Regions from separate parts of the Homo sapiens genome. Here regions 1 and 3 are each linked to region 2. Evidence: read pairs that join two places in POLR2A ChIA-PET (ENCODE). Cell type or tissue: GM12878. All regions are shown on one strand. Links, peaks and the distances in the headings refer to the core of each region. The heading gives the core; the rest is flanking DNA.

Region 1 (8,049 bases), core at 1,663-6,662, 84 kb after region 2:
CCAGCACTTCCCTTCCATCCCCTTCAACGCCCAGCACTTCCCTTCCATCCCCTTCAACGCCCAGCACTTCCCTTCCATCCCCTTCAACGCCCAGCACTTCCCTTCCATCCCCTTCAACGCCCAGCACGTCCCTTCCACCCCCAACGCCCAGCACTTCCCTTCCACCCCCTTCAACGCCCAGCACTTCCCTTCCATCCCCTTCAACGCCCAACACTTCCCTTCCCTCCCCTTCAACGCCCAGCACTTCCCTTCCCTCCCCTTCAACGCCCAGCACTTCCCTTCCCTCCCCTTCAACGCCCAGCACTTCCCTTCCATCCCCTTCAACGCTCAGCAATTCCCTTCCATCCCCTTCAATGCCCAGCACTTCCTTTCCATCCCCTTCAATGCCCAGCACTTCCCTTCCATCCCCTTCAATGCCCAGCACTTCCCTTCCCTCCCCTTCAATACCCAGTACTTCCCTTCCCTCCCCTTCAATGCCCAGCACTTCCTTTCCCTCCCCTTCAACGCCCAGTACTTCCCTTCCATCCCCTTCAACGCCCAGCAATTCCCTTCCATCCCCTTCAATGCCCAGCACTTCCCTTCCCTCCCCTTCAATACCCAGCACTTCCCTTCCCTCCCCTTCAATACCCAGCACTTCCCTTCCCTCCCCTTCAATACCCAGCACTTCCCTTCCATCCTCTTCAATACCCAGCACTTCCCTTCCATCCCCTTCAATGCCCAGCACTTCCTTTCCCTCCCCTTCAATACCCAGCATTTCCCTTCCTTTCCCTCCCCTTCAATACCCAGCACTTCCCTTCCCTCCCCTTCAATACCCAGCACTTCCCTTCCCTCCCCTTCAATACCCAGCACTTCCCTTCCCTCCCCTTCAATGCCCAGCACTTCCCTTCCCTCCCCTTCAACACCCAGCACTTCCCTTCCATCCCCTTCAACGCCCAGCACTTCCCTTCCCTCCCCTTCAACGCCCAGCACTTCCCTTCCCTCCCCTTCAACGCCCAGCACTTCCCTTCCCTCACCTTCAATACCCAGCACTTCCCTTCCCTCCCCTTCAACACCCAGCACTTCCCTTCCCTCCCCTTCAACACCCAGCACTTCCCTTCCCTCCCCTTCAACACCCAGCACTTCCCTTCCCTCCCCTTCAACGCCCAGCACTTCCCTTCCCTCCCCTTCAACGCCCAGCACTTCCCTTCCATCCCCTTCAACGCCCAGCACTTCCCTTCCATCCCCTTCAATGCCCAGCACTTCCCTTCCATCCCCTTCAACACCCAGCACTTCCCTTCCTTCCCCTTGGATGTTAGGTCATGTTTGTAGCATGGTGAGGTTCTTTATAACAGTTTGCATTCCATCCTGGGAACCCTCCCACTCCCGCTTTAACATTTGCATATATTAAGGTTGAAATTTGTGCTGTAGAGAAATTTGTGCTCTATGGGTTTTTGTTTGTTTGTTTTGTTTTGTTTTAGTGACAGGGTTTTGCTCTGTCACGGAGGCTGGAGTGCTGTGGGATGATCATAGCTCATGAACTCCTGGATTCAAGGGATCCTCCTGCTTCACCTTCCTGAGTAGCTGGGACTACAGGCGCGTGCCGCTCAGCCAGCTAAAGTTTTTTTTTTTTTTTTTTTTTTTTTTTTTGAGATGATGTCTCACTGTGTCGCCCAGGCTGGAGTGCAGAAGTGCCATCTTGGCTCACTGCAACTTCTGCCTCCTGGGTTCAAGTGATTCTCCTGCCTCAGCCTACTGAGTAGCTGGGATTACAGGTACCCACCACCATGCCCAGCTATTTTTTGTATTTTCAGTAGAGACGGGGTTTCACCATGTTGGCCAGGCTGGTCTCAAACTCCTGACCTCAAGTGATCCGCTGCCTTGGCCTCGCAAAGTGCTGGGATTACAGGCGTGAGCCACCACACCCAGCCAGTTCTATGGGTTTTGAAAAATGCAGTCTCATGTACCATACAGAAGAGTTTCGCTGCCCTAAAATATCATATATGGTTTACCTATTCAGCCTATACTTCATTCTCCAAGCCTCTGGCAACCACTGATGTATTTTAGGTCTCTATAATTTCACCTTTTCCAGAATGTCATATAAATAGAATCATTATAGTATACAGTCTTTTAAGACTGGTTTCTGGCTGGGCATGATGATTCACGCCTGAAACCCCAGCACTTTGGGAGGCCAAGGTGGGTGGATCACTGGAGCCCAGGAGTTTGAGACCAGCCCTAGCAACATAGAAAGATCCTGTCTCTACAAAAATTACAAAACAACTAGCCAGGGGTGGGGACGTGCTCTTGTAGTTCCAGCTGCAAGCTGAGGTAGGATGGCTGGAGCCTGGGATGTAGAGGCTGCGGTGAGCCATGGCCACTCCACTGCACTCCAGCCTGGGTGACAGAGTGAGACCCTATCTCAAAAAAAGAGAAAAGAACAAAAAGACTTATCAGGTAAAATGGCCCAGAATCTAAATTTATGGCCCTCTACTAATCTTGCTGTTTCTTGCTCTAATGGATTTATGGCCATGAGAAACTGCAGCGAAGTGAAGGTGTGCCTGGAAGGGAGAGATGGACTCTGATTAATTGTATCAGTCTCCTGGCAATAGCTAACCTTATATACATAAGCATTAAAACCAAATCCAAGGACATCCTGTTTTGGAACATTAAAGTGCTGTTGTCACAGAAAGGAAGGCAGTCCTTCCTCTCTAAATTTATAATGTCAATCATTCCTTTGAGAGTTTTCGCTGGCCCTATATATTTTGCACCTGTTCCCAATAATCCAGATGGTACTGTGGGGGCCAAAGTCCTTGGCTCCCTGAAGTTTCACTAAAAAATCAATTCACAGCTTGGCGCGGTGGCTCATCTCTGTAATCCCAGCACTTTGGGAGGCCGAGGCGGGTGGATCACTCGAAGTCAGGAGTTTGAGACCAGCCTGACCAAAACGGTGAAACCCCATCTCTACTAAAATTACAAAAATTAGTTGGGCGTGGTGGTGCACGCCTGTAATCCCAGCTACTCCAGAGGCTGAGGCAGGAGAATCACTTGAACCCAGGAGGCAGAGGTTGCAGTGAGCCACGATCATGCCACTGCACTCCAGCCTGGGCAACAAGAGCAAAACTCCGTCTCAAAAAAAAGGAGAAAAGAAAACTCCTGTTCTTCTCTAGCCCAGGCCCAGTCTGCAGGAGAGGTTTCAGAGCAGGGTTCGTGTGGACTGGCTGTTGAGCTGCGTCTTCCCAGGGGTTCAGGGGAGTCCACGACAGCTGTAGACTGTTCTTCCGGCTCACAGTTTCACAAACTCAGTTTCGTCAGTTCACCAGAGTCATCAGGTAATTCGCTACCCAAGGGCACAAAATCCCGATTCATGAGGCCTATTTATTAATTCGTGTGGGGTAAGAGAACTGCTGTGCAGGCCAAGTCTTCCTGCTGAGGTCTGGTGTCTTCTCAGGAGGGAAAATTGTTTCAAGATCAGGATTAGTGGATTGTTTGGCAGTTGTGCAGTGGCTGCAAAGTAGCTGAATGGTCTTAGGGACCGTTGCTGAAGCTGGGACAGCCCCAGGGATCGCCCTGGTCCACTGAAAAGCTTAGAATGCAAAAAATAGAATGCATTACAGCTACCTAAAAATAGCTGCCAAGCAGAAACCGCTTTCATGCCAGCTGGCCACACAGGGTGCCCTTTCTGTGGGGAGTGTTGTAGAAACAGCTAATAAAAACTTCTTCCTCTAAAGTCTACTCAAGGGTTGGTCTAAGACCAGCAGCAGCCTGGGTATCAGTTAGGAGCTTGTTAGAAACACCGTCTTGGACCCCCACCAGACCTTCTGAATCAGAATCTGCATTTTAACACGTCCCCTCCATGGGACTTATCTGCACATTAAAGTTTCTTTAAAAAAATATTTTCAAGGGCTGGGTATGGTGGCTCACACCTGTAATCCCAGCACTTTGGGAGGTTGAGGTAGGTGGATCACTTGAGGTAAGGAGTTAGAGATCAGCCTGGCCAACATGGTGAAACCCCTTCTCTACAAAAAATACAAAAATTAGCCGGGCGTGGTGGTGGGTGCCTGTAGTCCCAGCTACTCAGGAGGCTGAGGCAGGAGAATCACTGGAACCCGGGAGGTGGAGGTTGCAGTGAGCTGAGATTGCGCCACTGCACTCCAGCCTGGGCAACAAGAGTGAAACTTCGTCTCTTTCTCTCTCAAAAATAAATAAATAAATAATAAATGAAAATAAATAATATATGTATATGAATATATATATTTTTAAGAAACAAGGTCTCACTCTGTAGTCAAGGCTTAGCTGCAGTGGCACAATCATAGCTCAGAGTAGCCTTGGACTCCTGGGCTCAAGCAATCCTCCTGCCTTGGCCTCCAAAGTGCTGGGATTATAGATGTGACACTGCATGGAGCTCACATGAATGTTTAAGAAGCACTAGGCTAGGCTGGGTGTGGTGGCTCATGCCTGTAATCCTAGCACTTTGGGAGGCTGAGGTGATCATGAGGTCAGAAGTTCGAGACCAGCCTGTCCAACATGGTGAAACCCCGTCTCTACTAAAAATGCAAAAATTAGCCGGGTGTGGAGGCATGTGCCTGTAATCCCAGCTACTCGGGAGGCTGGGGCAGGAGAATTGCGTGAACCCAGGAGGCGGAGGTTGCACTGAGCAGAGATCACGCCACTGCACTCCAGCCTGGGAGACAGGGCAAGACTCCGTCTCAAAAAAAAAAAAAAAAAAAGAAGCGCTAGGCTAGAGTCTAGCCTCTATCTGGATCTCAAAACCAATCTAACCTTTATTCATCTTACTACCTGCAGGAAAACCTGCCTGTACCTTAATAAAGCCAAGGCTAGAGCCAGGCATGCTGGCTCTCACCTGTAATCCCAGCACTTTGGGAGGCCGAGGAGGCTGGAAGATCCTTTGAGCTTAGGAGTTCAAGAATAGCCTGGGCAATATAGTGAGACTTTGTCTCTACAAAAAAAAATTAAAAATTAGCCCAGCGTGGTGGCTCACGCTTGTAATCCCAGCACTTTGGGAGGCCAAGGCTGGAGGATCCCTTGATCTCAGGGGTTCAAAAATAGCCGGGGCAACACAGTGAGACTCCATCTCTACAAAAAAAAATTAAAATTTGACAGGTGTGATGGCACATGCCTGTAGTTCCAGCTACTTGGGAGGCTGAGGCAGGAGGATCGCTTGAGGTTACAGTGAGCTATGGTCATGTCACTGCATTCTGGCCTGTACAGCAGAGCTGTCTCAAAAAATACATAAATAAAATAAAGTCAAGGCTGGATTTCAGACCTTGACACAGAAGTGGTCTGCCTGGAATAGGGGGTTGGAGGGGACCTGGCTAGCAGGATTGGCTCACGGGCCCAGAACTGTCTCTCCCTTTGGAATTCTCTGCTCTCATTGCCTACTTGGGCTCGACCTTATCAGAGAAGCCTGCCCCCCTTCGTAGCATGTTGCTCAGGCTGGCCTCTGACTCCTGGGCTCAAATGATCCTCCTGCCTCAGCACCTCCAAGTAGCTGAGAGTATAAACATGTGCCAGGGTGCCCAGCTATGTTACTTCTGGGAAGCATTCTGGAAGATAGTTGTACCAGGCACACTGTACCTTATAACCTTGTCTTTATATATGGGGATCTTTTGCTTTGTGCTCCTGGCATCAAATTCAGCTATAAAGTTGACTCAAACCTTCCAAGGATGGGTATTGTTGTAAGGTCCTGGTCAGAGCCTGGCAGTACGTCAGCCTACCCTGAGTGCAGAGCTTCAACTACCCGCCTGCTACAACAGTGTTTTCATATTTCCATACCTGAGATATAGTAAAAAGTGGTTTTAATACAGAAACCTGGCCAGGCATGGTGGCTCACACCTGTAATCCCAGTACTTTGGGAGGCTAAGGAGGGAGGATTGCTTGAGCCCAGGAGTTTGAGACCAGCCTGGACAACATGGTGAGATCCCCATTGCTATATCTCTTAACATTTATTTAAAAAAAAAAAAAAAAAACAGAAATCACAGAGATCTGAAGTTAGGGTCTTGCTATTTAAAAGCTGTGCCACTTTCAGCCAATCCTTTTATATTCTTCACACTTCTACTTATTCATCTATAAAATAGGTATGATACCTGTTTCACAGAATTGTTGGGGGCCAAAGTAAGATGATACAAATATAAGTTCCCAGCTCAGTACCTGGACACCATAGGTGCTCAGCGAACGTTACCGCACTCTGACACCTGGGCACCCCAGCCCTGGGATACGGGTCTTCCTACCACTTAGGGGATTGTGTGAGATGAACCAAGGGAAGCCACTCCAGCTCTCACAAATGTAACCACTGTACAGCTGCCTCCTTGACCACATTTCCATGTATAAGAAATACAAGTTTTGGCAGGAACATTTTCCAAACCAAAGGAAAATTTGTCTACTGTGTATATTAAAGCTGAAGAAACCAAAAAGTTTCTGCCTATTTGGTATTTTTCCTGAATACTAGATTTGCTGACTTGGGATTTAGATGTAGACGTCTGTTTGCAAATGTTTTCTTCACACATTTGTTCATTTTTCCTATTTACATCATCAGTCATCCCCACTTCACAATGTTCTTTTCAAAGGCCTCTTTCTTAGTCATTTTTTTTAGGCAATGTTTGGCCATCTGGCGCACAGTTTATCAGAAGTATTATTGCTTAAGGTCCCAGCCATAGAGGAAGGGAAACTCAGACATAAGTGAGAGTTGCAAGCTCAGATGTCAAAAGAAGATACAAATAAGAGGCGGGGTACAGTGGCTGATGCTTGCAGTCCCAGCACTTTGGGAGGCCAGGGTGGGAGGATAGCCTGAGGCCAGGAGTTCAAGACCAGCCTGGTCGACATAGCAAGGTCCTGTCTCTACAAAAAAAGAAAGAAAGATAAAGATGCAAATAAGAAAAACCAAACTGACTAATTTATATTTTGGAAACAAAGTTTTTTTTTTTTTGAAGTATTTATTTATTTATTTTTGAGACAGGCTCTTACTCTGTTCCCAGTGTAGTGTAGTGGCATGGTTACGGTTCACTGCAGCCTCAAACTCTTGGGCTCAAGGGATCCTCCCGCCTCGGCCTCCCAAGTAGCTGGGACTTCAGGAGTGTACCACCATGCCTGGCATTTTTTTTTTTTTTTTGGTATTTTTTTGTAGAGACAGGGTTTTGCCATGCGGCCCAGAAACAATGTTTAATATATATACATTCATACGATAATTTTATCAATTCAATAACTCTCCTTATCAAAGGTAGGTACGCATTCTGGAAATTTAAGCAAATGAGCTAGCTTGCAGGGACAATATGAATGCACTGCATTTCTGTCAAATGGTACCCAGATTTCTGGAGCATCAGTTGTACTACAAACTCTTATTTTTAGAAGTATCTGGGATTCTAGCCAGGCGCGGTGGCTCACGCCTATAATCCCAGCACTTTGGGAGGCCGAGGCGGGTGGATCAGGTCAGGAGTTCGAGACCAGCCTGACCAACATGGTGAAACCTCGTCTTTACTAAAAATACAAAAATTAGCCGGGTGTGGTCGCACTTGCCTGTAATCTCAGCTACTCAGGAGGCTGAGGCAGGAGAATCGCTTGAACCCTGGTGTCAGAGGTTGCACTGAGCCGACATCACACCACTGCACTCCAGCCTCAGTGACACAGAGAGACTCCGTCTCAAAAAAAAAAAAATTAGCTGGGCGTGGTGGCGCATGGCTGTAATCCCAGCTACTTGGGAGGCTGAGGCAGGAGAATTGCTTGAACTCAGGAGGTGGAGGTTGCAGTGAGCTGAGATGGCGCTATTGCACCATCCAGGGCAAGAAGAGTGAAACTCCGTCTCAAAAAAAAAAAAAAAAAGGAAAGAAAAGAAAGAAATATCTGGGATTCCCCACATAGGAATATGAATCCAAATTTTGAAATTAACTTAAATCTGAAGTGAAAAAAAATAGATCCCTCAGATACTAGATCTTCTCAAATGGTTCCACCTAGATGGTCCCTGTACCTCTTGAATAGAAATTCTTCCCTGGGGAGGTGTCTGCAGAGCTGTGCGGGTGGTGCAGTCAGTCTGTGTCATGCCTGGGTTTGTAAGGAGGCAGT
Region 2 (8,049 bases), core at 1,915-6,914:
TTAATGAGTATTAGGAAAAAATAGAGCTAACTCAAAAGAGGCCTGGACTAGAATGGAAGGATTTGGAGACAGTTTATTTATTTATTTATTTATTTATTTATTTATTTATTTTATTATTATTATTATTTTAGAGATGAAGGGCTTGCTCCCAGGCCGGAATGTGAAGGAGAGACCATGGCTCCCTGCAGCCTCCACCTCCCAGGCTCAAGCCATCCTCCTGTCTCAGCCTCCAGAGCAACTAGGACTACAGGTGCACCACCCTGCCCAACTGATTTGTTTAATTTTAATTTTTTTGTAGAGAGGGGGTTTTCATCATGTTGCCCAGGCCAGTCTTGAACTCCTGGCCTCAAGCAATCCTTCCACTTTGACCTCCCAAAGTGCTGGAATTACAGGCCTAGGCCATTGTGCCTGGTCCTAGAGACAGGAGATTTTTGTTTTGTTTTGTTTTGTTTTGTTTTGTTTTTGATGGTGTCTTGCTCTGTCGCCCAGGCTGGAGTGCAGTGGCTCAATCTCGGCTCACTGCAACCTCCGCCTCCCGGGTTCAAGCCATTCTTTTGCCTCAGTCTCCTGAGTAGCTGGGATTACAGGCACCCGCCACCACGCCTGGCTAATTTTTGTATTTTTAGTAGAGACGGGGTTTCGCCATGTTGGCCAGGCTGGTCTCAAACTCCTGACCTCGTGATCCACCCGCCTCGGCCTCCCAAAGTGCTGGGATTACAGGCGTGAGCCACCACACCCAGCCAGGAGACAGGAGCTTTTCAAATGGATCCACTCAAAGGAACGAGAAGGGCTGCGTGTTGGATCTTTCGCAGATGCGCTGGGCTGTTCAGTGAAGCACTTGTTTATACAGTGAAGACTGATTGGGGATTGGCGGGTGAGGGATGGCAGCAGGGAGAACCAGGCCAACTCATGTCTGCAGAGGCCTGACAGGCTGGGCTGCCACAGGGTCCTCGAGTGCGGAGGAGGAGTAACATTTGCTCACAGGCTGAGGTTCTTTTAACCACAGGTTGGCCTGGAACTGGTCTCCTGTTACAGGCCTCTAACATGTAAGCCGGTGATAGGGAAGAAGGATTTGAGTCAAAGGAAAGCTATAAACTCCACAACTACACACACCCGCCCAGACACAGACACAGTCCTCACCACAACCGCCCAGCACACACCGCCACGAATGCTGGACCTTCCTACTGAGGCAGGTGTTTGTCCCGGGGCCTCTTTTAGAACACACAGGGTGTGTTGGAGTGACTCATTGTTCTGTCCTGTCCCTCTGCCTTTGTTCTATTGTCACCCATAAATTTTTTTTTTTTTTTTGAGACAGAGTCTCGCCCTGTCGCCTAGGCTGGAGTGCAGTGGCATGATCTCGGCTCACTGCAACCTCCGCCTCCTGGGTTCACGCCATTCTCCTGCCTCAGCCTCCCAAGTAGCTGGGACTACAGGCATGTGCTACCACGCCCAGCTAATTTTTGTATTTTTAGTAGAGACGGGGTTTCACCGTATTAGCCAGGATGGTCTCGATCTCCTGACCTCGTGATCCACCTGCCTCGGCCTCCCAAAGTGCTGGGGTTACAGGCGTGAGCCACCGTGCCTGGCCATGTCACCCATAAAGTTTAATAGCATGAAGTTTCATATGAGCCTGTGGTTGCCAGAGATGTAAACATTGGTTCAAATAAAACTAACAAAGGTGCACTTGTTTGTTTGTTTGTTTTGAGGCTAAGTCTCGCTCTGTCATCCAGACTAGAGTGTGTAGTGGTGCGATCTCGGCTCACTGCAACCTCTGCCTCCCGGGCTCAAGCAATTCTCCTGCCTCGGCCTCCCGAGTAGCTGGGATTACAGGTGCCCACGACCATGCCCAGCTAATTTTTGTATTTTAGTAGAGATGGGGTTTTGCCATGTTGGCCAGGCTGGTCTCGAACTCTTGGCCTCAAGTGATCTGCCTGCCTTGGCCTCCCAAAGTGCTGGGATTACAGATGTGAGCCACTGCGCCCGGCCTCTCATTTTCCCCATCTGTCTAGTAGGGTTGATTACTCCTGCCCCACCTGGTAGGATCCCACCTGTAATCTTAGCATGTTGAGAAGTCAAGGTGGGCGGATCACTTGAGCCCAGGAGTTTGAGGCCAGGCTGGACAACATGGAGAAACCCCATCTCTACCAAAAACACAAAAATTAGCCAGGCATTGAGTGCGTGCCTGGAGTCCCAGCTACTCAGGAGGCTGAGGTGGGAGGCTCACCTGAGCTCTGGAAGTTGAGGCTACAGTGAGCTGTGATTGCACCACTGCACTCCAGCCTGCCCGATGGCGTGAAATCCTGTCAGAAAAAACAAGAAACAAATAAACAAACAAACAAAAAAAAAAAAAAAAAAGGAAAGAAAAAGAAAAAAGAAGCTGAGGCTCAGGTAAGCTGCTCAGGCCACCAGACTAAGGCAGTTAAAGATGGCATCCAGACCCCTGAAAGGAGGCCAAGCTAAAGATTGGTTTGGGCAACGGGTGGTTACTTCTGGCAGACAACAGAAAAGGAACAAGTAAGAGAAGGAAAGAGTAGGGTCTTGTCTCTGTCCCATAAAAGCAGCCTCAGAAGAAGTGGACTCAGATAATTCACAGCAGAGGCTCAGGGAGGGAGAGGAAGCCTGGGAGGGGTACCCGTATTGGTGAGGGCTGGAGGAGGCCACAGATGGTGGTTACAGTTGGTTGAGAGATAAAGATTTCTGATATTCGTTAAGAGAAACCTCAAAACCCTTCAGTTCCAGAAACTGGCGTCCTGTTCTAGAGATGATTCAATTATCTTTTCTAACCTCATGGGGGAAAAAGAAGCAAAGAGTTTCTCAAGTCAATTCTATTCTTTTTTTTTTTTTTTTGGGACAGAGCCTTGCCGTGTCATCCAGGCTGGAGTGCGATGGCGCGATCTCGGCTCACTGAAACCACTGCCTCCTGGGTTCAAGCAATTCTCCCATGTCAGCCTTCAGAGTAGCTGGGACTACAGGCACCCACCACCACGCCCGGCTAATTTTTGTATTTTTAGTAGAGATGGGGTTTCACCATATTGGCCAGGCTGGTCTCGAACTCCTGACCTCAGGTGATCCACCCGCCTCGGCCTCCCAAAGTGCTGGGATTGCAGGCATGAGCCATTGTGTCCGGCCACTTCTATTCTTTTTAATAGGAGGGAATAGTAGCTGTAATTCACCCAGTCTGTGCTGTGCTGTGAGAACACTGCTAAGAGCCACCTGTATTGGCTCATTGAATCTCTCAGCCACCTGCAGAGGCTTTGACGATTGTCTCCGAAATATAATTGGGGATTAAAATTGGCACCAAGCACTCAAGTAACTAGCTGAAGGCCGCTGAGGAGATGGGCGGCAGAGCTGAGGTTTGGCCTGGGCAGTTTGCTGCAGACCTGGTTGTAAAGCCCAAGCTGCTTCCCCTGGGCACAGCTCCACCGTGCTAAGCCCAGAGTGTGCCTCTGTGAGGTCATGGCTGCCGACCTTCAGAAGACCCCTGCGACCTAAAGTTTGCTTTTATTTTGAAATAGATACTTTTTTTTTTCCTGATTTATACAAGTAAAACACGGCTGGTCGCATTGGCCCACGCCTGTAATCCCAGCACTTTGGGAGGCCGAGGTGGATGGATCACCTGAGGTGAGGAGTTCGAGACCAGCCTGGCTAACGTGGCGAGACCTTGTCTCTATTAAAAATACAAAAATTAGCTAGGTGTGGTGGCACATGCCTGTAATCCCAGCTACTTGAGAGACTGAGGCAGGAGAATTGCTTGAACCCAGGAGGCAGATGTTGCAATGAGCCAAGATCGCGCCACTGCACTCCACTCCGGGCGACAGAGCAAGATTCCATCTTAAAAAAAAAAAAAAAGTAAAACACATATATTTCAGAAATTTTTTAAAGTACAGAAAAACACAAAGAGGAAAAGTAAAATCCTCTGTAATCCCACAGCCCAGAACTAAGCACTGTTAACATCTGGGGACCTCCTTCTAGTCGTTCCTCTTGCTGTCAACATGCATATTTAGTAAAAGTCGCCATCACACCATTCTGTAATTTTTAAACAGCCTTATTGAGATCTAATTGTCTAAAATAGATATTGAAAATATACAATTTGATAAGTTCTGACATATGTATACATCTGTGAAGCCACCACTGCAATCAAGATGCTGAAGCTAAGCTGGGGGCCGTGGCTGACGTCTTGAATTCCAGTTACTCGGGGGCTGAGGCAGGAGGATTGCTTGAGGCCAGGAGTTCGAGACCAGCCTCAGCAACATAGTGAGACCCCCCCCCACCCCCCGCCCCCATCGCTTAAAAGAAAAACCAAACAAAAAGATGCTGACAATCTGTCACCCCCGAATGTCTCCTCAGGCCCCTTTGGTAACCCTTCCCTCGCTGCTCTCCCTTCCCAGTGTGGACATCCAGAACTCAGAGACTTTTGGCTAGGATCACAGGTCTGGGTAGCAGGCACCTGGCCCGGGGGCTGGCCTAAGCTCTGTCTCCTGGCCAGGATGTGCTTCAGGGAGAACCAACAATATCGCCTTGTGCAGGCCAAAGGGTGCGTTTGATTTTGTCAGTTTCCTCCGGCAGCTCAGCTAACTCCCCACGAGTCGGCTTCCTTCCCCGCAGCCCCGTCATGGAACCTTCCAGTTCGCTAAAGGGGGTTCCACCCTGAGTGGGCTCTGCAGCCTTGTCTGGGCCAGTTGCTGGGGCCCCCGTGTGGCTCGTATAATGGGTGCGTGTTGCCCCTCCAGGTGGAGTTGGAGCTGGGGCGGAGCCTGCCCGCGTGTTGGGGTGTGCAGCAGGCTGCCTTGGAGCACCTGACTCGTTTTTAGCCGCTTTTAATGGGTGTCTTTCTGCATCCTGTTACTCATGCACTTCAGTGAGCAGAGTTTCCTGAGTGTAATTTCATCTTTTCTCTATGACTCAGGGCTGTATTTGCAGCCTAATTTGCTAATGTCAGGTGGCAGATGGAGTGAACAGTGTGGGTGGACGGGGCCAGCCCCAGCAGTGCCACTGGAACTTACTTTCCTGCAAAGACCACATGCTTCAGCTGGTCTTTTTGGCTGTGTTCTCCAGCCTCCGGAGGCAGAATGGAGGTTGGGTTTCTGCCTGGCCTACTGGCAGCCTATGACGCTACCAACTGATTAGCAAATCAAAGGCCAAAGCAGCCTTCTCTTAAACGGCTTTGTCACCCTCCAGCAAATCAGCATCGCAGACTCTCTTACTTGTACATTGTTTCACAGTTCTGGACACTTTCACACGCATTTTCTCCTTTGAGCTTCAGAACGCCCCTGTGAGAAAAGCAGGCAATTGTTCCTTTCCCAGTTTAGATCTGACTACACAGCAGGCTCCAAAATCAATGCCAGGTCCATTAACGACCTGACAGGCAGAATACCAACCCTTACAAAGCGAGTATAGGATAATATCTCTTGACCTTGGGGGTACAAAGAATTTCTTGAAAGCACTAATTGTTAAGAAAAAGATGAATAAATTCTACTAATTTTAAAAGGGAAAAGAAAAAAGAAAAGCTCTGTTCATCAGAGGATGCGACGAATAAAGCTTTAGAAAGACCAATGCAGGATCAGAGTCCAGAGTACATAAAGAACTCCTAGAAATAAATAAGAAAAAAGACCAGGAAAACCCGACCAGGTGTTTTGCAAAACAGGAAATATACATTGTCCATCAACATGTAAAAGATGCTTAACTTTATTAGAAATAAAGAAAACGCAAAATAAAGCCACTAGGAAATACCATTCTATAACCATCAGATTGGCAAAGATAAAAAGAATGGCAGTTCCTTCGGGCTGGGTGTGTTGGCTCATGCCTGTAATCCCAGCAATTTGGGAGGCTGAGGCAGGAAGATCGCTTGAGCCCAGGAGTTTGAGACCACCCTGGGCAACACAGTGAGAACTCATCTCTACAAAAAGCACAAAAATTAGTCAGGCATGGTGGCACATACCTGTGGTCCCAGCTACTTGGGAGGCTGAGGCGGGAGGATCACTTGAGCCTGGGAGGACGAGGCTGCAGTGAGCCAAGATCATGCCACCATGATCCAGCCTGGGTGGCAGAGTGAGATCCTGTCTCAAAAACATTTTTTTAAAATAATAAATTAAAAAAACAAAACAAAACTGCAGGGCGGGGTGCAGTGGCTTGCGCCTGTAATCCCAGCACTTCGGGAGGCCGAGGTGGGCGGATCATGAGGTCAAGAGATTGAGACCATCCTGGCCAACATGGTTAAACCTCGTCTCTACTAAAAACACAAAAATTAGCTGGGCGTGGTGGCGGGAGCCCGTAGTCCCAGCTGCTTGGGAGGCTGAGGCAGGAGAATCGCTTGAACCCGGGAGGCAGAGGTTTCAGTGAGCCAAGATCACACCACTGCACTCCAGCCTGGGCAACAGGGTGAGACTCCATCTCTCAAAAAAAAAAAAAAAAAAAAAAAAAAGACTGGAGTTTCAAGTGTTAACAAGAATGTAGGACACAGGGAACTCTGCCTGCCCACTGGCAAGCGTGTAAGTTCCACCCCGTTGAGTAGCAATTAGACTTATCTTGATGAGTTGTTATTGCTCTGATCTGGGCTGCACAGTTAAGACTTACCTTTGCCCTCTTTGACCCAAGTGCAGCTCCACTCCTACGGCACAGTTTGCAGGGAGGTTCGGGGCAGCACAGTTTGCAATTTCAAAACAACAATAAAACCTGTAAGCAAACCATATAACTTTTCAAAGTAAAATGGATAAATTGTGGGATATCATATAATAGAACATGACAGAGAAAATGAATGAGCCTCGGCTTCACTCATTAACAAATGAATTTCAAGAACATGACATGGAATGGTGTCTTTATTTTTTGGGGCTGCTGTAACAAAGTACCGCACACTGGGTGGCTGGACAGCAGAAACGTGTTGTCTCCCAGTTCTAGGGGCGAGGAGATCAGGGTGCCGACAGGGCCACGTTCCCTGGGAAGGCGTGGGAGGAGGACCTGTTCCCCGCCTCTCTCCCGGCTTCGTCCGGAAGCCTGACTCCAGGCTTCATGTGGTGTTCTCCCTGCTGGTGGCTCTGCCTCTGTCCTGTGTTCTGCTTGTTATAAGGACACCAGTCGTATCGAATGAGGGTCCACTCTAATGAGTGCCTCTCACCTTGAGCACCTCTGTAAAGACGGTGTCTGCAAACGGGGTCACGGCTTAAAGTATTAGGGGTTAAGACTCCAACATATCTTTTTTGGAGGGACAGAATTTAATCCATAAATGTTTAAAAGTAGTAGAATACACAAAATGTGATACCATTAGCATAAAGTTTAAGGATACGTACATACATAACCGTCTAATGAAAAGGAAGGGAATGATAAAGGCTAGGTTTGGAATGTGACTCCTCTCGGGTTGAGGGAGGGAAAGGTGACTGGGGCTTCCCATGCCTGGGCATTCGTCTAGTTCTTTTTTTTTTTTTCCCCAAGACAGGGTCTCACTCTGTCGCCCAGGCTGGAGTGCAGTGGTGCGATCTCAGCTCACTGCAAGCACCGCCTCCCGGGTTCACGCCATTCTTCTGCCTCAGCCTCCCGGGTAGCTGGGACTACAGGCGCCTGCCACCACGCCCGGCTAATTTTTGTATTTTTAGTAGAGACGTGGTTTCACCGTGTTAGCCAGGATGGTCTCGATCTCCTGACCTCATGATCCGCCCGCCTCGGCCTCCCAAAGTGCTGGGATTACAGGCGTGAGCCACCGCGTCCGGCCATCTATTTCTTAAGCTCAATGGCAGATGCATAGGTTTGTTTTAATATTCTTGATAACATAAAACATACCAGTTAATGGAAAGTAGGGGGCATAGTGGGGGGTCTGCACAGTCAGCCCGGAGGATTCAACCTGGTGGTGGGTCTGGAATTTAAAAGGTATAAAAAAATTTTGTCCAGGCGCGGTGGCTCACGCCTGTAAACCCAGCACTTTGGGAGGCCGAGGCGGGCGGATCACCTGAGGTCAGGGATTTGAGACCAGCCTGGCCAACATGGCAAAAATTTGTCTCTACTAAAAATAGAAAAATTAACCAGGTGCGGTGGCACATGCCTGCAATCCCAGCTACTTGG
Region 3 (8,049 bases), core at 1,323-6,322, 68 kb after region 2:
GTTTTCACATAGAAAGAGAGGCGTATATAGGTTCTGGGGCTGATTCATTGTTTTCACAGAGAAAGACAAGTGTATATAGGTTCTGGGGCTGATTTATTGTTTTCACATAGAGAGGCGTATAGAGGTTCTGGGGCTGATCTGTTTTCACAGAGAAAGACAGTTGTATATAGGTTCTGTGGGCCTTTGGGGGTTCCCATTCTCACTTCCTTTCTTATGAGTGTGGTGAGCATTGGGGTGTGGGGGTGAGTCTCAGGTTTTTGTTTACATTCAAATATGTTACTTTTCTTTTGCTGCAGAGATATGCTATGGTCCAGAAATTTTTCTTAAGATCCTTCAATGATCCTCTACTTTTTCACAAGTAGAGATGGGTGTTTCAGAACAAGTACGGTACTGTGTGGCTAGTTGCTTCTACCACTGCTGTGAGCATGGTCAAAATTAACCAGGCCATGCTTGGGTCACGTCAAACAATGGGCTTACCATAAGCCTCCCATCGTCACTCTTAAAAAACACTCCAAGCCGATAGCCCGTCATGTTTGAATTTGTAAAGGCAACTAACTTGGGAAGTTCTTTCTCATCCAATGTGAAAAATTCCTTTTCTTCTTAAATCACTATTGCGTATGTTTCAGCAGAGGTTTTTTTGTTGTTGTTGTTGTTGATAACCTATAAATACATACGGAGGCTTCTAAAAGGCCTTTGTGGTCCCTGGGGAGCCATACTCTTAATGCAACAAAAATAGCACTTAAAAAATACATACATATATATATATATAATTATTACATGTAAAAAATAGAAAAGGGAACAAAAATTAGTTGGCATGGTGGCATGCACCTGTAATCCCAGCTACTCAGGAGGCTGAAGCAGGAGAATTACTCGAACCTGGGAGGTGGAGGTTGCAGTGAGCCAAGATCGCACCATTGCACTCCAACCTGGGTGACAGAGCGAGACTGTCTCAAAAAATAAAATAAAAAATAAAAAAGGGAAAAAAAGGAACGTGTCCTCATGCCTCTTTCCAGTCAATTCCTGCTGCTCCCAGTACCCACCTCCTCAGCAAAAGGCAACCACTTTGCAGCTTGCACTTTTTTTTAAGGCAGAGTCTCTCTCTCAGTGGCAAGAACACAGCTTATTGCAGCCTCAACCTCGTGGGCTCAAGTGATCCACCTGCCTTGGCCTTCAGCTAGCTGCAGCTATCCTTCTTCAAAAGGACTCAATGGACCTCGGTTTGTGTATCCATACATGATGAGGAGGGATGAGATGGCCTGCAAAGATCCTGCTTTAGGAAGCTCTGATGCTCAAGGGGCCCACGTGGGCAAATAAATATAATGATGTGCATAAACCTAAACATATTTTTATAAATAACCAACCAATAGTTCATGGTGGGTAGCTCCAGTAAACAAAAAAGAAAAAAAGAAAAGAACCACGCAAGGGTACTGAGGGAGAGGCACCACAGACCAATAAATCCTTGCAAAAGAACAGCTGCTTTGGGCAGGCGCAGAGGCTCACGTCTGTAATCTCAGCAATTTGGGAGGCCAAGGTGGGCTGATCAGTTGAGCCTGGGACTTCAAGACCAGCCTGGGAAACATGGTAAAATCCTGTCTCTACAAAATATAAATTAGCAGGGTGGGTGTGATGGTGTGTGCCTGTAGTCCCAGCTATTCGGGAGGCTGAGGTGGGAGGATGGCTTGAGCCCAGATGTCGAGGCTCCCAAGTTCACGCCACTGCACTCCAGCCTGGGTGAGTGAGACCCTGTCTCAAAAAGAAAAAAGAAAAAAGAAAAGACACTTCTTTTTTTTTTTTTGAGACAGTCTCGCTCTGTTGCCCAGGCTGGAGTGCAGTAGCGCAATCTCGGCTTACTGCAAGCTCTGCCTCCCGGGTTCACACCATTCTCCTGCCTCAGCCTCCCGAGTAGCTGGGACTACAGGCGCCCGCCACCACACCCGGCTAATTTTTTGTATTTTTAGTAGAGACGGGGTTTCACTGTGTTAGCCAGGATGGTCTCGATCTCCTGACCTCGTGATCCACCTGTCTCGGCCTCCCAAAGTGCTGGGATGACAGGCGTGAGCCACCACACTCGGCAAAAGCCACTTTTTAATAAACTATAATGTAAAAGGATGGTTCATATAATATGCCGCTTAAGCAGTAAGTGCATTCTAGAGCATAGACAAGAAAAGTGAGCAAATAAGTGATTCTGGTGGGAGGTGAAGCAAATAATAAAATTAAGTTATATCAACATAAAAGCAGTATGATCTTGGTAACTAGAGTAGTTTTATGCTTGAAACTCAGCATCTATCATGCATGGTATAAGTTGGAAATCCAGAACACTTCTCATCTGACAATAGATTACCAGGATGTGCTTGGTCAACAGACTCATGACCAGATTCCTTTAAAAATAAAGACGGAACTTCCAGTGGAGACCGGAGTACTGTGAGCTCTTTGTACTGAAAAGACAGCTTCTCTCACTTGCTAGCTCTCCCTCTGCCCCACATACCAAAAATATCCTGAGAAAATTTTACCCAAGTAAATAGCTATTATGACTACAGTTAAAAAAAAAAAAAAAGAAAGTAAAAGGTATGTTTAAAGACACATTCATGCCTGGGCATGCTGTCTCACACCTGTCATCCCAGTGCTTTGGGAGGCCAAGGTGGGAGGATTGCTTGAGGCTCGGAGTTTGAAACAAGCCTGGGCAACAGAGCGAGACTCCATCGCCACAAAAAATTTAAAAATTCTCTGGGTGTGGTGGCTCACTCCTGTAATCCCACCACTTTGGGAGGCTGAGGCAAGAGGATTGCTTGAGCCCAGGAGTTCAAGACCAGCCTGGGCAAAATGGTGAAACCCCATATCTACTCTCTCTCTCTACTCTCTCTCTCTCTCTCTCTCTCTCTCTCTCAACATATATATATATAATGAAACACAGGCATGATGGCATGCACCTGTAGTCCCAGCTACTTGGGAGGTTGAGGTGGACCCAGGAGGTCAAGGCCGTAGTGAGCTGTGATCATGCCACTGCACTCCAGCCTGGATGACAGATCAAGACCATATCACAAATAAAAAAATTAAAAATTAGCTGGGTGTGGTGGCCCATGCCCTTATAGTCCCAGCTCCTGAGGAGGCTTAGGTGCGAGGATCCCTCGAGCCCAGGAGTTGAAGGCTGTAGTGAGCTGTGATTGTACCACTGCACTCCAGCCTGGGCAACAGAGTGAGACTCTGTCTCTGAAAACAAAACCAAAAACCCCCCTAAGGATACATTTACATTTGATGTATATGCAATGACAGACTGTGAGGACCCTCTCTGGAAATTTGGAATAGATGCCCCTGAGCCCCTTAAGATTTACTGCCACCCATCCCCTCTCCTCAACTGAACTACTACAGATGCATTTTTTTCCAATATCTGTAGCTACGTCAGTGACCTGAAAGTCTCTCAGGAGAATGGGCCTTGGTTCAGGTCGTGAATTTGCCTCCTGTGTGTGTGCCCTCTCGACTCAGATCCTTGCAGATAGAGCTCCATGAAGAAACTTGGAGCCAGGCGTGGTGGCTCACGCCTGTAATCCCAGCACTTTGAGAAGCCGAGGCAGGTGGATCATGAGATCAGGAGATCGAGACCATCCTGGCTAACACGGTGAAACCCCGTCTCTACTAGAAATACAAAAAATTAGTTGGGCATGGTAGTGGGTGCCTGTAGTCCCAGCTACTCGGGAGGCTGAGGCAGGAGAATCGCTTGAACTCAGGAGGTGGAGGTTGCAGTGAGCCAAAATCATGCCACTACACTCTAGCCTGGGCGACAGAGCAAGACTCCATCTCAAAAAAAAAAAAGAAAAAAAAAAGAAACTCATTACTGTGAACATTTAAAACCTTGATGACCTTTGAAGACTTTTGCGACTTTTCTTACCCCAGGCAGACACTGGGTTTTCCCCTCTTGCTTAACATGAGACTTCAGAGGGAAAACAAAAAAGCTCGATTTTGGTAAGGATCCTTTGAAAAGTTCAGTGCCAAGTACTTCTGAGAAGTCTGATTGGTTTGTTCCTCTTTAGTCGTTTGTGGAATTTTTTTGTTGTTGTTTTGTTTTGTTACTATAGGGTCTCGCTCCATCGCCCAGGCTACAGTGCAGTGGCATGATCTTGGCTCACTGCAACCTCTGCCTCCCACCTCAGCCTCCTGAATAGCTGGGACCACAGGCACACACCACCACACCAGGCTAATGTCTGTGTTTTTGTCGAGACAGGGTTTCACCATGTTGCCCAGGCTGGTCTTGGAGTTGTAATCTTTTGTGTTTTTTTTTGAGACGGAGTTTTGCTCTTTGTTGCCCAGGCTGGAGTGCAGTGGCGCGATCTCGGCTCACTGCAAGCTCCGCCTCCTGGGTTCAAGCGATTCTCCTGCCTCAGCCTCCCGAGTAGCTGGGATTACAGGTGCCCGCCACCACGACCAGCTAATTTTTGTATTTTTTCATTTGGGCAGGGCGAAGTAGGAAGTAAGGATGGGAATTGGTGCAGGAACGATTAGGATTTCTTTTTTTTTTTTTTTTTTGAGACGGAGTCTCACTCTGTGGCCCAGGCTGGAGTGCACTGGCGTGATCTCGGCTCACTGCAGGCTCCGCCTCCCGGGTTCACGCCATTCTCCTGCCTCAGCCTCCCGAATAGCTGGGACTACAGGCGCCCGCCACCACGCCCGGCTAACTTTTTGTATTTTTAATAGAGGTGGGGTTTCACCGCGTTAGCCAGGATGGTCTCCATCTCCTGACCTCGTGATCCGCCCGCCTCGGCCTCCAAAGTGCTGGGATTACAAGCGTGAGCCACCGCGCCCGGCCAGGATTAGGATTTCTGTATTTTCTCCCAGTCTCTAACTTCGATCAGTTTCTAGAAATTACCAGGTCTAGATGCATCCCCAAGAAGACAGTGTACTCTCAGGGGAACTAGGAGGGTACATGCCATTGTGGAGAGAAATACATTAGACTGTCAGAGACAGGGCCATTTAATAACCTCTCCTTACAACAGACAGAGGTTGGGTGTCTGGGAAGCAGACCAAGAGGGAGATTTGTGATCAGGAAGTTTATTAAAGATGCCCTCAGGAGGCCGGGCACTGTGGCTCATGCCTGTAATCCCAGCACTTTGGGAGGCCAAGGTGGGTGAGTCACCTGAGGTCAGCAGTTCAAGACCAGCCTGACCAACATGGTGAAACCCCATCTCTACTAAAAATACAAAATTAGCTGGGCGCGGTGGCGCATGCTTGTAACCCCAGCTACTCAGGAGGCGGAGGCAGGACAATCGCTTGAACCCGGGAGTTGGAAGTTGCAGTGAGTGAAGATTGTGCCATTGCACTCTAGCCTGGGCAGTAAGAGCAAAACCTCGTGCCCCCCCCGCCCCCCGCCCAAAAAGAAAGAAAAAAAATGCCCTCAGGATTAATACCTGTGAGGAGGCAGGGCTGCAGGATTAGGGGACGTCGGCCTGGAGCTCAGGAAACAAAGGCCTCAGCAAATCTCTCAATAGGAGTGACTCTCTGGAGCTGGGATGGCCCTTGTCAGGAATGCAGCTGTCCCTAGGGGGAGCATGACGTTGGGTGACGCAGCTCTCTTTAGCCTCAGGTGATCCCGGACAGGGACTTCCTTTATCCGGATGTGGTGGCTCGTGCTCATAATCCCAACACTTTGGGAGGCCGAGGCGGGAGGACTGCTTGAGCCCAGGAATTTAAGACCAGCCTGGGCAACAGCCAGACTGCATCTCAAACAAAAAAACAAACAAGAAACCCATAATTGTTATACCAGCTACCATTTACTGAGCATGCTATAGGTTGTGTATTGGCTAATTATTTTACATAGATTGTCTTAATCCTCAGAACAACCCCGTGAAGTAGGTATTGTTTTATGGATAAGAAAATAGGCTCTACGTGGCAGGTGCGGTGGCTCACGCCTGTGATCCCAGCACTCGGGGAGGCCGAGGCGGGTGGATCACAAGGTCAGGAGACCGAGGCCATCCTGGCTAACATGGTGAAACCCCGTCTCTACTAAAAAATACAAAAAAGTAGCCAGGCATGGTGGCGGGTGCCTGTAGTCCCAGCTACCCAGGAGGCTGAGGCAGGAGAATGGTGTGAACCCAGGAGGCAGAGCTTGCAGTGAGCCCAGATCACGCCACTGCACTCCAGCCTGGGCAACAGAGCAAGATTCTGTCTCAAAAAAAAAAGTTATTACAAATTGTGTCAAAAATAAGATGACCATTAATCAGGAGAAGCCAGCCTTTTCTTTTTTTTTTCTTTTTTTGAGACGGAGTCTTGCCCTGTCGCCCAGGCTGGAGTGCCGTGGCACGATCTTGGCTCACTGCAAACTCCGCCTCCCGGGTTCACGCCATTCTCCTGCCTCAGCCTCCCGAGTAGCTGGGACTACAGGCACTCGCCACCATGCCCAGCTTTTTTTTTTTTTTTTTTTTTTTTTTGTATTTTTAGTAGAGACGGGGTTTCATCATGTTAGCCAGGATGGTCTCGATCTCCTGACCTCATGATCCACCCGCCTCGGCCTCCCAGAGTGCTAGGATTACAGGCGAGAGCCACTGCACCCAGCCGAAGCCAGCCTTTTCTTGCACTGAAACTCTAGGCAAGTTCTCAGGATCACTAGCTTCCAATAATAGCTCCTACAGTAAGTGCAATATTGAGTTTCATGTGGGTTTTCGTGATAACATTTCTCAATTAAGGCAGATTGCATGATGCTAAAGAAGAATTTAGGCCAGGCACAGTGGCTTACACTTGTAATCCCAGCACTTTGGGAGGCCAAGGTGGGCGGATCACTTGAGGCCAGGAGTTTGAGACCAGCCTGGCCAACATGGAGAAACCCCATCTCTACTAAAAATACAAAAATTAGGCTGGGCGCGGTGGCTCATGCCTGTAATCCCAGCACTTTGGGAGGCTGAGGCATGTGGATCACGAGGTCAGGAGTTTGAGACCAGCTTGGCCAACATAGTGAAACCCCGTCTCTACTAAAAATACAAAAAATTAGCAGGTGGTGGCAGGTGCCTGTAATCCCAGCTACTTGGGAGGCTGAGGCAGGAGAATTGCTTGAAGCTGGGAGACAGAGGTTGCAGTGAGCCGAGATCGCACAACTGCGCTCCAGCCTGGGTGATGGTGTGAGACTCTGTCTCAAAAAAAAAAGAAGAAAAAATACCCCCAAAATTAGCTGGGTGTGGTGACACATGCCTGTAGTCCCTGCTACTTGGGAGGCTGAGGCATGAGAATTGTTTGAGCCTGGGAAGCAGAGGTTGCAGTAAGCCAGGATCACGCCACTGCACTCCAGCCTAGGTGACAGAGCAAGACTGTGTCTCAAAGAAAAAATAAAAAGAAGAATTTCATGAAGCCTTGAGAAGCCAACTGTGTGGTCCCAGGATAAGGGTCTGTGTTCTCGTTCTCACTGTTGTTCGGTTGGCACTCAGCAGTGCTGATGAGGGCTCCCGAGTGGGACTGCTGTGGGTTCTCATGGCAGTTCTGTGTCTGGGCTGTCCAGGATCTTGGGCTTAGACACATTGCCACGTGGAAGCTGTGGGGTGTGCGTGTGTGTGCACGTGCGTCCACACGCAAGAGCGCATGTGCGTGGTGGGGCAAAGGGTGATTCAGTGGTTGGGAAACCTGGGTTCACCTGTCCTGCCCAAGCCTCAGGCTGCAGCTCCCTCTGCTCCCAGCCTCGGGAGGGGCCTTCTCTTATCTCCAGCATGCAGCTCCAGGGCACTGCTTACAAATGCGAATGCCGTTCCCTCACCCTCCACTATCTCCCTTCCCCTAGCTCTCCCTCCTGGGAAGAAGGGGGCCTCCTACTGAGGAGGGTAGGAAAGCTTGATCCTAGCTCCATGACTGAGACCTGGTTTGACCCTGGGGGAACCAAGAGCTCCAGGGGGGCTGTGGCCCTGTGAGGCTGCCAGAGTTGCTGAGGATCTGCCAGCTGACCCTCCTCCCCTCAGCCTGAAACCTGAGCCTCACCCAACACCTGCCAGCCCTCTAGGCTGCGCCTTTCACCCAGCACAGGTGTGTCCCATTGTATGTGTTCGGTAGGAGTGAGCTGTCCATGGGAATCTAGTCTCTGTG

The links. Peaks named below come from ENCODE experiments on the same cell type or tissue, not always from the same donor. Only the 100,000 strongest peaks of a DNase experiment are listed, where the experiment ranks them.
Region 1: POLR2A ChIA-PET joins it to region 2 with 19 read pairs; 16 of 35 experiments call an interaction of 5 or more read pairs at or near these places.
Region 3: POLR2A ChIA-PET joins it to region 2 with 21 read pairs; 12 of 35 experiments call an interaction of 5 or more read pairs at or near these places.

What each region holds. Positions count from the first base shown.
Region 1 is chr3:196,092,073-196,100,121 of GRCh38, reverse strand. No RefSeq gene overlaps it. Among named protein-coding and RNA genes, the nearest start is that of TFRC, 14 kb to the right of the region's middle. RefSeq lists an enhancer at 3,163-3,212 and a silencer at 7,493-7,681. In GM12878, for the core only: no CTCF peak of the experiment used is centred there; a DNase peak (open chromatin) is centred at 3,561; H3K4me3 peaks cover 885 bases; H3K27ac peaks cover 2,044 bases.
Region 2 is chr3:196,176,677-196,184,725 of GRCh38, reverse strand. No RefSeq gene overlaps it. Among named protein-coding and RNA genes, the nearest start is that of ZDHHC19, 31 kb to the left of the region's middle. RefSeq lists enhancers at 1,211-1,300, 2,972-3,071, 4,739-4,938 and a cis regulatory region at 2,418-2,907. In GM12878, for the core only: a CTCF peak has its summit at 4,707; DNase peaks (open chromatin) are centred at 2,685, 3,242 and 4,955; H3K4me3 peaks cover 792 bases; H3K27ac peaks cover 4,296 bases.
Region 3 is chr3:196,108,100-196,116,148 of GRCh38, reverse strand. No RefSeq gene overlaps it. Among named protein-coding and RNA genes, the nearest start is that of TFRC, 30 kb to the right of the region's middle. RefSeq lists silencers at 2,657-2,774, 4,155-4,214. In GM12878, for the core only: no CTCF peak of the experiment used is centred there; a DNase peak (open chromatin) is centred at 3,978; H3K27ac peaks cover 2,542 bases.